Linked DNA regions of Mus musculus: all the other regions are linked to region 1. A link is a contact called in ENCODE Hi-C or POLR2A ChIA-PET data. All regions are on one chromosome and are shown on one strand. The core of a region is the stretch at or near the end of the contact, and the rest is flanking DNA. Distances in the headings are between cores, read along the strand shown.

Evidence for each region. Hi-C counts contacts between places; a loop is a spot of excess contacts on that map. ChIA-PET counts read pairs that join two places held with the same protein, here RNA polymerase II (POLR2A).
Region 2: POLR2A ChIA-PET joins it to region 1 with 12 read pairs in embryonic stem cell. The contact joins the enhancer-like site here to the promoter of Avpi1 in region 1. POLR2A ChIA-PET finds 5 or more read pairs at or near these places in 4 of 5 experiments (Patski and embryonic stem cell).
Region 3: a loop to region 1 is called in a map of heart, with 4 times the contacts of the local background. The contact joins the promoter of Pi4k2a here to the promoter of Avpi1 in region 1. A Hi-C loop is called at or near these places in 8 of 37 maps with a recorded cell type or tissue (adrenal gland, gastrocnemius, heart and 1 more). POLR2A ChIA-PET finds 5 or more read pairs at or near these places in 4 of 5 experiments (Patski and embryonic stem cell).

What each region holds. Positions count from the first base shown.
Region 1 is chr19:42,126,394-42,130,836 of GRCm38, forward strand. Avpi1 (arginine vasopressin-induced 1) reads right to left here and starts at 2,600. Exons shown (of 3, transcript NM_027106.4): 1 at 2,478-2,600.
Region 2 is chr19:42,066,977-42,071,419 of GRCm38, forward strand. It overlaps Hoga1 (4-hydroxy-2-oxoglutarate aldolase 1), which reads left to right. Exons shown (of 7, transcript NM_026152.2): 7 at 3,212-3,967. The coding sequence ends at 3,361. Among named protein-coding and RNA genes, the nearest start is that of 4933411K16Rik, 17 kb to the left of the region's middle. Within about 2 kb of position 2,360, at least 1 of the 3 ENCODE cell types and tissues checked has a DNase peak (open chromatin) inside an H3K27ac peak, as active enhancers do.
Region 3 is chr19:42,088,373-42,092,815 of GRCm38, forward strand. It overlaps Pi4k2a (phosphatidylinositol 4-kinase type 2 alpha), which reads left to right and starts at 2,063. Exons shown (of 9, transcript NM_145501.2): 1 at 2,063-2,564. The coding sequence starts at 2,130.

The sequences.
Region 1 (4,443 bases), core at 1,350-3,849:
AACCAGCGGCCCTTTTCAGATCTCCAGCTTCTCCTAAACAACTGTAGGACTGCGGCGGAGCCTGGCTTGTGACTCACTCAGCATTCTAGCCCTGCCACTCAGTAGCTGACAGGCTTCAGGAATACCCATCATCTCTGGGCTCTGGGCTCTGATTCTGGTATTCTGGGCTCTGATTCTGTCTGCTGCTCTAGAGGAGATGCTGATGGTCTCCATGGTCTCCGAGGGCTTGCACTGGTGTTGAGTCATCAATGTGTGACAAGGACAGACCTATGTTGAAGGATAGCACTGCTTGCCCGCTCCTTGTGGGCTGGGAGCTGCATGCGTGGACAGGTCTCACTAATTAGCTTCCAGAAAACGCCTCAACTAGTAGTTAGCCTTCTCCTCCCTACCCCAAGCCTCCCTAAGACCAGATACTGATTTGCTACAGTGGGTGGAGGGGTCAGTATCTGGCAGGAGCACAACACGGCTAAGTGGTCAAGCCCTAGGTAGCCTCTTAGGCTGGCCTGGGGTGGTAGAAGAAAGGGTGATGCCCTTTTTTCACAATCAGCAATCTCGTGTTCTCTGTAGAGGCTGGCAGACCAAGGATCAACCAGCAGCTGTTTGGAAGGAGGAAATGGCTGCCCACTTTGTTCCAACAACCTCTAAGGGACTGTAGGGCTTTGACTGGCCAGCCCCCAGTGAGCTAAGTACACCCAAGCAAGAAATACCGGGCAGTCTAGTGTCTAGCACTCAACCACACACCCTCTCAACCCTGGGAAGCCTTGGCCCCCGGAGATTTTGAAGCCCTTTGCTAGTGGGAGCCTCACCCTGGGAGTAAGACAACGGAGTGAAGGTAGGATTCCAGGTAGGGCAAGATGGTAAACATTGGGAAAACTGAAGTGGGGGTGGGAACACTTTGTCAGGAGACACTTCCTGTCTCATTCAGTAGGTTCAATCATTAATTTCTTCCTAATCGCCTGGACAAGACCTTACGCCAAGAAGCTCAGTGTATACTTGAACAATGGTACATTTTAAAACTGAAAAGCAAAAGCATGGGGCCGTTAAGATTACAGACAGAGCTTTCCTTCTAGAGCCGACATAGAAGATAAGCTCGGATCCGTGCACAGACCAAGCAAGTAAGGACTTGTCGCAAAACACTACAAATGGACCCTAGAGCGTCAGAATGAACCCCCAGAGTAAATACTGAGGATGGCAAAGTTCAACATCTTTTGAATTGGGCATTAAAGGAAGGACATACTATAGAGCTCTTAACTCGACGCTTCTCTGCCTTGGAAGTGAAGAAAGAAACTGGGCCCCTACTCCAGACCCATTTTCAGGCATGACTTGAAAAATGAACTAACAGAGCAAGGAAAAGATCCTTTTGAAAGAATTCAAAACCCCTAAGGTGGCAGTGACGCTGACCACTGAGTGACCTTGGACAAGTCACTTTTCCTTTGCTTTGTTCATCAATCAAAATAGTGAGAGGGAAAATCCTCACTGGGTACAGAGATGAAATATGAATGACCATCCTAGTACCTGGCCTACTGTGGACACTCAACATTGTACATTGGTTGAATGAAAAATGATGCGAAGAGAAAGCTATTAACAAGACTATATAGAACCATGGCCGTGGTTAATTTAGCACTGACGTACAAACTACTCAGAGGGCTTCAAAGACAGGCTCATCTGTGCACTTTTAAAACCATGGCTACATAGAAGGAAGCTTGCTGCGTCAAGCAAGAAGAGCACTTTTGAGGACCTTTTGGTCCTCCTGTCAGGTGGCATCCTAATCCCCTGTTAGCGGGCACTATTGTTAAACACATTTTCCAGATGAAAAAGCTGACCTCTTGAAGTGGTGACTTGCTCAACTCCACAAGGCTGGTAGGTGATCTTAGGCTATTAACCAGGTGGTCAGACCTGGGCGCCTTACCAGTGTTACTTTCATTCTTTCCAGGTGGCTGAGAAGGTGGTCAAAAGAAACGTGGGGGCAGAAGGTTCTGAAACCTCTAAGACCGTGCCATCTTCGTCTGGGGGTTTTGGAGGTCGCCACTGATTCGCAGACAGGATTCCCACGCCAGCCTCTTCGCTGGACTTAGAGCAAGCGGAGCTAGAGTAGAGCCCTCTGGGAAGTTAGATCGGTGTCGGGTCAACCTATTGCCAGTTCCAGGAGACCCCAATCGGGATCCGGCGGCCAAGACGCCTACTGTAACCTCTCTCGGGCTTTGGGAAAAGGGCGAGCGCAGCTCTGGGCTCCTGCCCTGAAAGTGATCACAAAGGCCAAGCGGAGGTGACTGGCTGGCTAAGAGATTGAGAGAGGATATCTTGGCCGAAGTTACAGGACGACATCCCCACCACAGTGAGCCCCAGGGCTCAAAGGTGGCGACTGACAGAGAGAAGCCCCTAAGTGGATCTAGGATGTGAGACCCAGCGGATTCCCAGCTGCGACCGTCGGCCCGCGCGCTCCCACGCACAGCTGAGCCGGACCGTGGCCTACCTACCTGGTTGCCTTAGCTGCCCGAGGCAGGCGGAACGCAGCCGGGAGCCTGGCCGGGCCACCTGGATCACGGCCACAGTTCCTCAGAGAAAGTGCTCCGAGCCCCTTCAACAGCCAATCCTCGGTCACAGCCTTAGAGCGAGAAGCCGAGCCAACTTCGCCAAATCGAACGCGGAGCCTTCGCGGACCAATCAGCTGCTGCAGGGGGGAGGGGCGTGCCTTATCCCTCCCTTTTCCCGTGCCCGCCTCCAAACCCAGTGCGGAGATTCCTTGAGTCCAATCATCTAGGGAGTATCGGCGAGGGGCGTGTCCTCCGGGTCCTCCCCATCCTCCCAGCTCACCTGCCCTCCCCACGCCTGGAGGCGCCCCCTTGATTGACGTCAGTCCCAGGGGCGGGCTCTGCTTTGCGGGCACGCAGGCGGGGCGGGGTCGCATTCCTGACACGGGGTGCGGCTGGAGACCGCGGGCCCTGCAGGGTACACGTGACAAGTGCCCCTTTTCTCTGGGTCGAGTCCAACGCACGTGGCGTAGGGTTTCACTGTTAAGATCCTCATAACCTACAGTTCCTAAAACTCCCTTCACCTCCCGGGCCTCCTGGGCCTGCATTCAGAATGATTTACAAATCTTGTAGCGACTGTGCCAGTTTGGTTACCTAAGGAGAACTTAACAGCTCTTTGGACATCTTTCACTGAGACCCTTTCCAGTTCAGTTTCCTTGACGGGCTGTAAGAGAACTGCAACCCTTACCTTGAGGTAGTTAACAGCCTAGCGACAGAGGCTAACACTGAACCACCACTTGGTATGTGACTACAATCATGATCACATGAAGTTGAAAGAAGGTAAAGAGGAAGGAAGCATCTTTGAGAGGTCCTGGAAGCCACAAGAAGGAGCATAACCAGTAAAGAAAGGAGCTAACGTTTTTAGAACGAGGAAGAATGGGCCTGGGCAGAATAAAGGAAGAGAGGGAAGAAAGCACGCTGGAGCCAGGACGGCTTTTCTCCAGAGGGATAAAATAAGGCCTGGAGATCCGCTATAAATAGCAAGGTAGCCATGGTGGGAGGATGTAGGTAGGCAGTGACGTTTGCATTTGCCCCTCTGAGGCTCTATAAGCAAGGAAATAGAGTGATTTGTACTTATGAATAGGCATTCTGCGGTCTTTACAAGTCTTTACAGAGTGACTATAATGTGGTCAGCCCTTTACAAGGGTTAATTTATTCCCCACCACCAACAACAACAACCGTGGCGTGGCACTAAATTTGCATTTTCAGAAGGTCTCACCAGTTCCAAGGAAGCCGGGTTGGAAAGGACAAATGACTGCAGGGGATCTGTGAGGCTCTTTTTTAGTTCTTCACTGCTGTGAGCATGCTGAGAAAATGCTCCGTCCCTGAGCTACTGTGTGCCACTTCTTGTCTGTCTATCTGTCCGGCTGCCTTTCTGTTTCACTGAGATGGGTTTTACTTTGTAGTTCAGACTGGCCTGGAATTTCCATCCTCCTGGCTCAGCCTCTTGAGTGCTGGCATAATAGAGCTGTACCACCAGGTCCAGCTGTCAACCTGGAGGGATGTTGATTTCCTTCATCCGGGGCTTGTGCTCCTGTCCAGAAATGTCCGGAGGGATGCCTGTCTGGGCAGCAGGTGCAAGCAGAAAGTTTTCCTGACTTCCCTCACGTCAAAGCTGACCTTCTAAGTTTAGTTTCTCTTCTATAAAACTCCCAGGTAGGGAGGAGATGAAGGGGGCTGGAGGGAAGGCTCAGTGGTTAAGGAGCACTTAACCAGCACCCACAGGGCAGCTCACAAGCTTCTGTAACTCCAGCTTCAGAGGATCTGATGCCCCTCTCTGTCTCTGAGGGTACCAAGCACACACCCGGTGCATATATACTCAAGCAAAAAATACACGTAAAGAGAAACTTCAAAATGTTCCATCAGCTTCGTGGGATTCTTTTTGCAGGGTAAAGGGGAATTTTTTATTCTT
Region 2 (4,443 bases), core at 1,110-3,609, 60 kb before region 1:
TCCTTCTTCTCAAATGAATTAGGAAATATTCCTTGCTTTTCTGTTTCCTGACAGAAATGATGTAGAATTGATATTAAATCTTCAAATGTCGTGTAAAATTGCCTAGTTGAAACCATATGACCAGGGTGATTTATTGAGTTCATTGGACCACAGATATAGATGGTTGTAAGCCGCCACGTGGGTACTGGGAACTGAAATCAGGACCTCTTGAAGAAGCAGCCAGTGTTCCTAACTGCAGAACTTTTATTTTAATCTTTTTATTATTTTGGGGGTGGCACCTGCATGCCCTGCTGTGCATGTGAAAGTCAGAAGACACCTTTGTAGACTTGATTCTCTTTCTCTACCTTTTATGGGTCCCAGGGATCAAACTCAGGTCATTAGACCTGCCTGGCCAGTGCTTTACCCACTGAGCCATCTTCCTGGCTTCTGTTGGGAATTTTATTGGTTGTGCCCACTGGAATTTTATGGTTTGACTTCAGTCCTACCTCTGAACCAGGGGACTCCCCACTGTGCTGGGTCTGGGCTTGAGGTCCCTCTAGTTGCTCTTCCTTCTCCAGTTTATCTTTCAGAGTTTCCTTTGTGTTTTTTGAGACTGGGTCTCTGTGTAGCTCTGGCTGGCCTGGAACTCACTCTGTAGACCAGGTTGGCCTGCAACTCACAGAGATCCACCTGCCTCTGCCTCCCAAGTTCTGGGATTAAAGACGCCCAGAACAGATCCGTCCGCCTGTTTTCTGTAATGCCCAGAGTGTTCATCTGTGGCCATCGGAAAAAATGAACACAAATGCCTCTACTTTCTTAAATGTGAAAGTTTAAGTCATTTCCCAGGTTGTGACCCCTCCCACCCTGAACATTCACAGTTGAAAAGAATACTTAGCAAATTGGATATATAAAACCGAGGACATTACTTACTTTAGGTTTAAATATCTGATACATACTTAAGAATTTATTATCAAGCCGGGTGTGGTAGCACGCGCCTTTAATCCCAGCACTTGGGAGGCAGAGGCAGGCAAATTTCTGAGTTCAAGGTCAGCCTGGTCTACAAAGTGAGTTCCAGGACAGCCAGGGCTACACAGAGAAACACTGTCTCAAAAAACCAAAAAAAAAAAAAAAACAAAAACAAAAACAAAAAAAAAAATTATTATCATTTTACTTTCCTGGTTTTAATGGCAACAAACTCATTAAAACATCTTTTCTTTTCCATAAATTCGTTTTTAGAAACAAAATCAAGCCAACAAACAAAACATTGCCCAGGCTGCCCTTGAACTGTCTCTATAACCCAGGCAGGCCAAGCAGTTGTGAGCCTCCTGCCTCAGCCGTCTGACTTGCTGGTATGGGAGGCCTGTGCCACTGGGCCCGCCTTACCTGGATTTATTTTTGCTTTTTTTAATTTTGCATCAAAGGCACGTATTCAAGCTATCTGTACAGTACACGGTAGCCGACTCTTTGTAGCAAGATGTAGATGAACTCTATGTCTTCTCCCTAGCTTGGGTCCTCTCCTCTGTTTTAGAGGAGAGACAGCTGAGAAGAAGAGCAAGCCTCTTCCTGCATGTGGCGCCTCTTCCTGGATGTGGCGCCTCTCCCGGAAGTGACTGTGTCAACAGGTTCTGAGAACTTGTAGAGACAAAGCCTTCTAGCTAAGCTAGGCACAGGCTGCCCTGGACACTCTGGTCATTCCCCTGGGGAGAACACATGATTCTCCCGCCCCACCTACCCACATGAGAGAAGGGCCCCACATCTGCATCCTGCCAGGACAGGAGGAGGTGGTGCCTCCAGGGATCTTGGGACCACTGCGATGTTGTCTGTGGCGTTTTTCTCATCTGATGTTGGAGTCCTCTCTATGGGTGAGCGTAGATACCATCTCACTTTACAGAGGAAGCGAAGTTGGCTGCCCCTCCAGGAAGATGGAAAGCCCGGTTGCCATTAAAGCTCTCTGAGGTCATCTCACCCTATCCTGTCCCACCCTTCAGGCTATGCTCTCATATGCCAGCCCTGGGCACACACTCAGGAATGCCTGGAACCCCTTGCTGCTGCTGCTGCCTGAACTGTAGGCTCAGATACTCCAACAGCAGCCTGATGTCACTTTATTGACCTGTCCTTGTCCAAGGGGATGTCCTGCCTTCCCACCCAGCCAGCCTCCTGCCCCAGCTATATTTAGGACTTTGCCACCCAAACCTTTCTCCAGGGCTGAGAAGGAAGCACATGGCGTACCTTTGGAAATCCGTGGTAGAATCAAGGTTTCTCCAGGTCTTGCATGGTTCTATCTTCTTTGGGAGATTTTTGCCACTTACGAAGCTTCCGGATTTTAAAAGGCAGGCAATTAAGACATCATGGGTGGGAAGACATATTTGCTGAAGATGGCTGGCCTCTAGTGGTGGATAGCTGCAAGCCAGTTATCCGGCATCCCTCCTAACCTTTCTCCACTGACCGGCTCAGTGTTTTTACTCTTTATGAAATCCGTAACCTCTTAAAGCTTCCTTTCCCCGCCCCAAACAGAACTTTATTAAGCAATGAGTTCTTTCTTGATTTTTAGGTCATCAAAGAGTCATTCCACTATTTCTGATCAGTTGCTATAACAGAAGGAAAGAAGCTGGATGCTGCATTTAATCTGTAAAATCCCCTGTATGGTTTTTTTTCCGTGACAGTAGCTGCCGGTGCCCCACTGTGATACGCAAGCCCTTAGTGACCATGTTGTTCAGCTCCTTCGTGTTTCTAGGGGAGAGAAGTTGCTTAGGCAATAAATCATACAAATATGAAACAAACCTCCTTTGTCCAATAATAATATTGCTTTCTGTGAGAACATTTAAATAGGGCCAGGGAGAAGCTGTGGGTGTTAGGGGGAACCTTGATGCTGGGGACTAAGGGTCTGGGGTGTGCCCAAGGCTGTCTCAGAGCTGTCCCCTTCTTTGCTAACCAGATCTGCTGTGCTGCAGGGACCTGGCACAGGTCATGCTCTCTGGTCCCCAGCCTTCTTCTTGTTGAAGAAGATTTTCTTCTAAAACCCGACAGGGAATGTCTTTCTTCAGTCTGAGTCTCTCCATACCTGACCAGCTTCTGGGGTCCAATCTGGATCCTCAATGCACCCTGGATGCCACTGGTTATGGTTTCTTACAGGAGGGTGGGAGATTTAGGAAGCAACAGATGCCAAGGTAGGTGTATGTCAGAAGTGAAGGTGGGGGCTTGGCAGTCTTTTCTAACAAGTGCTTCCTCTCAGGTGACCCGGCGCTTTGGAATACCAGGGCTGAAGAAAACCATGGACTGGTTTGGCTACTATGGAGGTCCCTGCCGCGCCCCGTTGCAGGAGCTGAGCCCCACAGAGGAGGAGGCACTGCGCTTGGATTTCAGCAACAATGGCTGGCTTTAATGACAAGCAGGAGACGCCTGGCCTGAGCTATCTGGGACTTTTGTTCCCACAGCCTGAGGAGGAGCAGCAGGGCATTAGGAATTAGGGCTTATTTTTGTCTGTGTTCTCTTGCTGTGAAAAGACGCCAAGACCATGGCAACTCATAAAAGAAAGTGTTTAAGGGTGGCTGGCTTACAGTTTCAGAGGTTCAGTCCATCATCATCATGGCAGGGAGCATGGCGGCCTGCAGGCAGTCATGGTGCTGAAGAAGAAGCAGAGAGTTCTACATCTAGATCTACAGGAAGCAGGAAGAGAAAGCTACTCGGCCTTGCTTGGACTTTTGAAAACCTCAAAGCCCACCTCCAGTGACACAGCCTCCAACAAGGCCACACCTTCTAATCCTTTCAAATAGTGCCACTCCCTAAGCATTTATATATGTTAACTTGAGGGGGGGGCATTCTTAATCAAACCACCACATTCCGTCCCAGGCCTCATAGGCCCTGTAGCCATATTATAATGCAAAATGCATTCAGTCCAAGTTCAAAAGTTTCCGTAGTCTATCAGTCTGAAGACTGCTTAAAAGTTTAAAGTGTAAAGTCTCTTCTGAGGCTCACTGTAAAATCAAAATAAAAAAAAAAAACAGATCAGATATTTCCAACATACAATGTCACGGAATATACACTGCTGTGCCATAAGGGAGAAATGGGAACTTAGAAGATACTGGACCAAAACAAGCCTTAAAACAAGCTGGGCAAACTCCAAACTCGGCATCTCCACGGCTGATGCCAAAGTGCTCTTTAGATCTCCAACTCTTTTCAGCTTTGTTGAGAACAGCATGCTTCTTTCTCTTGGGCTGGTTCCACTCTCTGTCAGTAGCTTTCCTCAGCCAGTATCCCATGACTCTGGCATCTCCAACATCACGGGGGTTCCAGGATTCGCTTTCACAGCTTCTCGCAATGGCCGCTCTGGGCCTCCATGCTGACACACTTCTGACACACATCAGACACACATCTGGCCTCAGCAGCTCTCCTTAGTCACAGAGGGAGAGTCTACAACCCCTTTCTTGTATCCTTAACTCTAAAGTCTGAACCATGTGTCCCAAA
Region 3 (4,443 bases), core at 813-3,312, 39 kb before region 1:
AGAACCAGTTACTGTCCTCTGACTACCACACATGCACACACACGAGACACACGTGTACATGCGATCATTCAAAAATGAAATAAACGGAAAACATTAAGGTGATTATGTGATTGGTCATCTTCTGTGAAAACTTCTGCTTGCTGGTGGTTCTGAGATGAAAAACAAAAATCCCATTAATCATAATCTCAGCAGTTATGAAAGGGGATGTCTGTGGAAGGCTTTTTGTGTCCTGATTATAGGTAAGGGTGATTACTGTCATTTTATAGATGGGGAACTTTAGAAAATTTAAAAATCAACTTCTTAAAAAAAGCTAATAATTTATAGAACAGAGCTTAACTTCAAACATCTCTGATTTCCAAGCCCATGTTTTTATGTATTACATTTTACACTATAATTGTATTGAAATTATTTATTTTATTATTTATTTTATATGCATTGGTGTTTTGCCTGCACTCTGTGCCTGTGCGAGGGTGTCAAATTCACTGGAGCTTGAGTTACATAGACAACTGTCATGTGGGTGCTATGCTCTTACCTACTGAGTCATCGCTCCAGTCCCTCCTTATTATTATTATTATTATTATTATTATTATTATTATTATTATTATTATTATCATTTTCTCTATTCTTCTGAATCTGTCTGTTTCTCTCTCTCTCTCTCTCTCTCTCTCTCTCTCTCTTCTCTCTCTCTCTCTCTCTCTCTCTCTGTCACTCTCTCTTCTGTGCCTGTCCGTGTGAAGGTACCTGAAAAGGCTTAAAGGAGGGTGTCAGATTCCCTAGAGCAAGGCTTAGAGGTTTTTGTGGCCCACCTGATATGAGTGCTGGGAACTGGTTCCGGTTCCGGTTCCGGTTCCGGTTCCGGTGTAAGAGCAGCAAGTGCCTTAGCTGTTCCTCCATGCCTGCAGCCTCTGTTCTGTCTCTAGGTTTAGAGTGGATGCGCTCTACATTGCACTCCTGCAAGCTCTGCCCTCTGAAGCTTCCGGATGTCACGTGCCCTCTGCTGGCTCACTAGGCCTTTAGTGTTTAGCTCTGCTTTTCCTCAGCCAAGCAGGGTGTCCTAAATAGGCTTTAGCCTTCTTCCTCCTTCACTTTGGCAATGCTCCCTGTGCATGGTATGCCTTTTCTTCCCTTCTCCCCTTGCAATTCAGCTACTTCCTTTAGCAGCTGGCTCTTGGTACAGACCCTGTATACGGCCTTTTCTCACGTTCTCAAGTCTATGAACTATTGCGAACTTTCAGCTAATATTGTTAGCTTTATATCTGTCTCCGGTGGTGCTTATACAGAGTGAGGACAAAGCTTCTTCCTTTTATTAATGAAAACGAGGACCAACTGTGTCTAGACATTCAGGTGAATAAAGTCACGGACTAATTTATTCTCAAGGGACCAAAGCTTTCCTCAATGATCAGATTTACATAGTATATGAGCAAAGCATACTATGTAAACTGCATGAAGACTGACATTTATTATTTACTTTTGGTTTTTCGAGACAGGGTTTCTCTGTGTAATCTTGGCCGTCCTGGAACTCACTATGGCCGCAAACTCAAAGAAACAGATCTACCTGCCTCTGACTTCCAAGTGCAAGGTTTAAAGGTTTAAAGGCATCCGCCCGGCTGAGGTACTAGGATTTTTTTTTTTTAACTTATTGCGATAGCACAAGTGACCTATGTCATTGTTGTCGTTTCAATTCTTTGTCCATAGCTGGTGCTTAGTGACACAAAAATGACATTTTGCAGTTTCACAGTCAGCTCAGCGTAGCCAGTCAATAAGTTAGCAAGGAAGCAGCTATCGGAAAAGCTTCCGAAGATCTGTCTGCCAATTGGAAGCTGGGGCGGGCTAAGGGCAGAGGGCGTACCTAACCCGGGTTTGTCTCGAGCATGCGCGGTCTCCACAGAAGGTGACGCGAAAGCTAAGGAGGCCGCGATTGCGTAGGCGCAGGTTCTGATTGGCCACTACACAAGCGCGAGGGGCCGTGCCTACGCGTCGCCAAGTAAACAGGACAGGCTAGGGGCGGAGCTACGGAGGCGCGGCTCCCTGGTTGGCCAAGCGGGAGGTGGGGGAGTGCCGCGGATTGGTCACGGCCGCGAGCTCGCTGGTGTGGAGCGCGCCGGGTCCCCGAGCCGGCGGCCTGAGGGATGGACGAGACGAGCCCGCTAGTGTCCCCCGAGCGGGCCCAACCCCCGGAGTACACCTTCCCGTCGGGCTCCGGAGCTCACTTTCCGCAAGTACCGGGGGGCGCGGTCCGCGTGGCGGCGGCGGCCGGCTCCGGCCCGTCACCGCCGTGCTCGCCCGGCCACGACCGGGAGCGGCAGCCCCTGCTGGACCGGGCCCGGGGCGCGGCGGCGCAGGGCCAGACCCACACGGTGGCGGTGCAGGCCCAGGCCCTGGCCGCCCAAGCGGCCGTGGCGGCGCACGCCGTTCAGACCCACCGCGAGCGGAACGACTTCCCGGAGGACCCCGAGTTCGAGGTGGTGGTGCGGCAGGCCGAGGTTGCCATCGAGTGCAGCATCTATCCCGAGCGCATCTACCAGGGCTCCAGTGGAAGCTACTTCGTCAAGGACTCTCAGGGGGTGAGCGCGGGGGTGCGGGCGCAGCGGGGGCGGCGCCCTGGGACCGGGGAAAGGGGGAATCGAAAGGGTGCAGAAAAGAAACTTCAGCGCCAGCCCCCGGCGAGATTGGGGATGCTTCTGGGGACTGGAAGTGGAGAAACCTCGCGGGATGAAGAAATCAATCAGAACCTTTTTGCAGGGGAAGGCGTGAGCGAAAAGAGAAAAGAGGAAATTGACCAGATACGGGGCAGAAAAGTCCTGACCCAAGCTGCTTTCCAGTCGGTCCCTTAGCTTCAAACTACTGGGACAAGTAGCTAGTCATTGCCTCCAGATTCAGGGTTTTAGACCTATTCTCTTTCACCTTTTATTTATTTATTTTAGTTTGGCCCAAAGCTGTGTGTCGACCCATCACGGACTCAGAGGATTTAATTCCCTCTTGTGTTGTGGGGCTGTCTTTGTAGGGATCCCAGGTTTCTTATTAGCAGTCATTGGTGACAGCGTGGGTGGATTCGTCAGTGTCATCTGTCCTGATTATTGCTCACTTCTGGGAAAAGGTTCATATCGTTGCTTATGGTTCCTCAGTGTCAGAGTGTGGAGCTTTAAAAACACGAAACTGTCTCCTGCCCTTTAATTTTTCCTTCAGTTCTATATTAGCAGTTTACTTAGCTAGGGCAGTTTTGCTGACCTTAATTCTGTCGCCTGCTTTTGTACTGGGGGGGTGTGGAAGCAGGATAATGTGGGGCATGAGGTGACTGAGGCAGCGAAGAAGTGACCTTTATCCATTTGAGACTTCATAAGAATTTAAAACTTTGGACACAGATCAGACCAGAGCTATTAGAGGATTAGTAGGTCAAGATATGTCAGCTCTTTCTTGTTGATGTTGTCAGATGTGCCAAATGGTTCATTTTAAAAATTTACTATTTTTATATGTATTAAAATTATGGGTGTTAAAGTTGTATCAAAATTCCCTCCCTTCCCTCTCCATATATCGCCCCCCCCCCCCCCACACACACACCGTTTCTCTCTGTAGCCCTAGTTGTCTCTGGAATTCACTCTGTAGACCTGGCTGGCCTTGATCAGCCTGCCTGTACCTTCCCAGTGCTGAGATTAAAGGCATGTGCCACCACTGGGCAGCTGGTCTCTTGCATTTGTGTGTGTGTGAATTTAAAAACAAAACCAAAAGCGCAACCTTAAAAATTAGCAGGTGTGGACCAAGCCTTTAATCCCAGCAATCAGAAGCTGGGGGTTCTTTGTTAATTGGAGGCCAGCCTAATCTACAGAACGAGATCTAGGGCAGTCGGAGCTACCTAGAGGCACCCTGTCTCATTTCACTGTAGCCCAGGTTGGCTTCAACTCACATTCCTCCTGCCTGAACCTCCAGGGTACCGTGTGGACTCTTTGTTTATCTTATTTTTTCATTTTAAAACTTTTTTTTTTGTTCTGTTTTGTTTTGTTTTTTGAGACAGGGTTTCTCTGTATAGCCCTGGCTGTCCTGGAATTCACTTTGTAGACCAGGCTGGCCTCGAACTCAGAAATCCGCCTGCCTCTGCCTCCCGAGTGCCGGGATCAAAGGCGTGCACCACCACGCCCGGCTATTTTAAAACATTTTATGTGTCTTGATATTTTGTCTTTATTTATGTGTCTTTTCCCAGAGGATGGTTGGGTCCCTGGAATTGGAGTTTCAGATGACTGTGAGCTGTCATGTGGGTGTTGAGAATGGAACCCCGGGTCTTTTAGAAGAGCGGCAGCTTCTGAGCCATCTCTCCAGCCCCTTGTGTGCTCGTTAGATGGGTTGCATGCTGCTGTGTGGAACTGGTCAGGGTGGGTTGTGACTTACTGCTCTTGATAGAGCTCATTTACCCAGAGCTGCCCTTGAGATTACAAAGCCAGAGAGCCATTC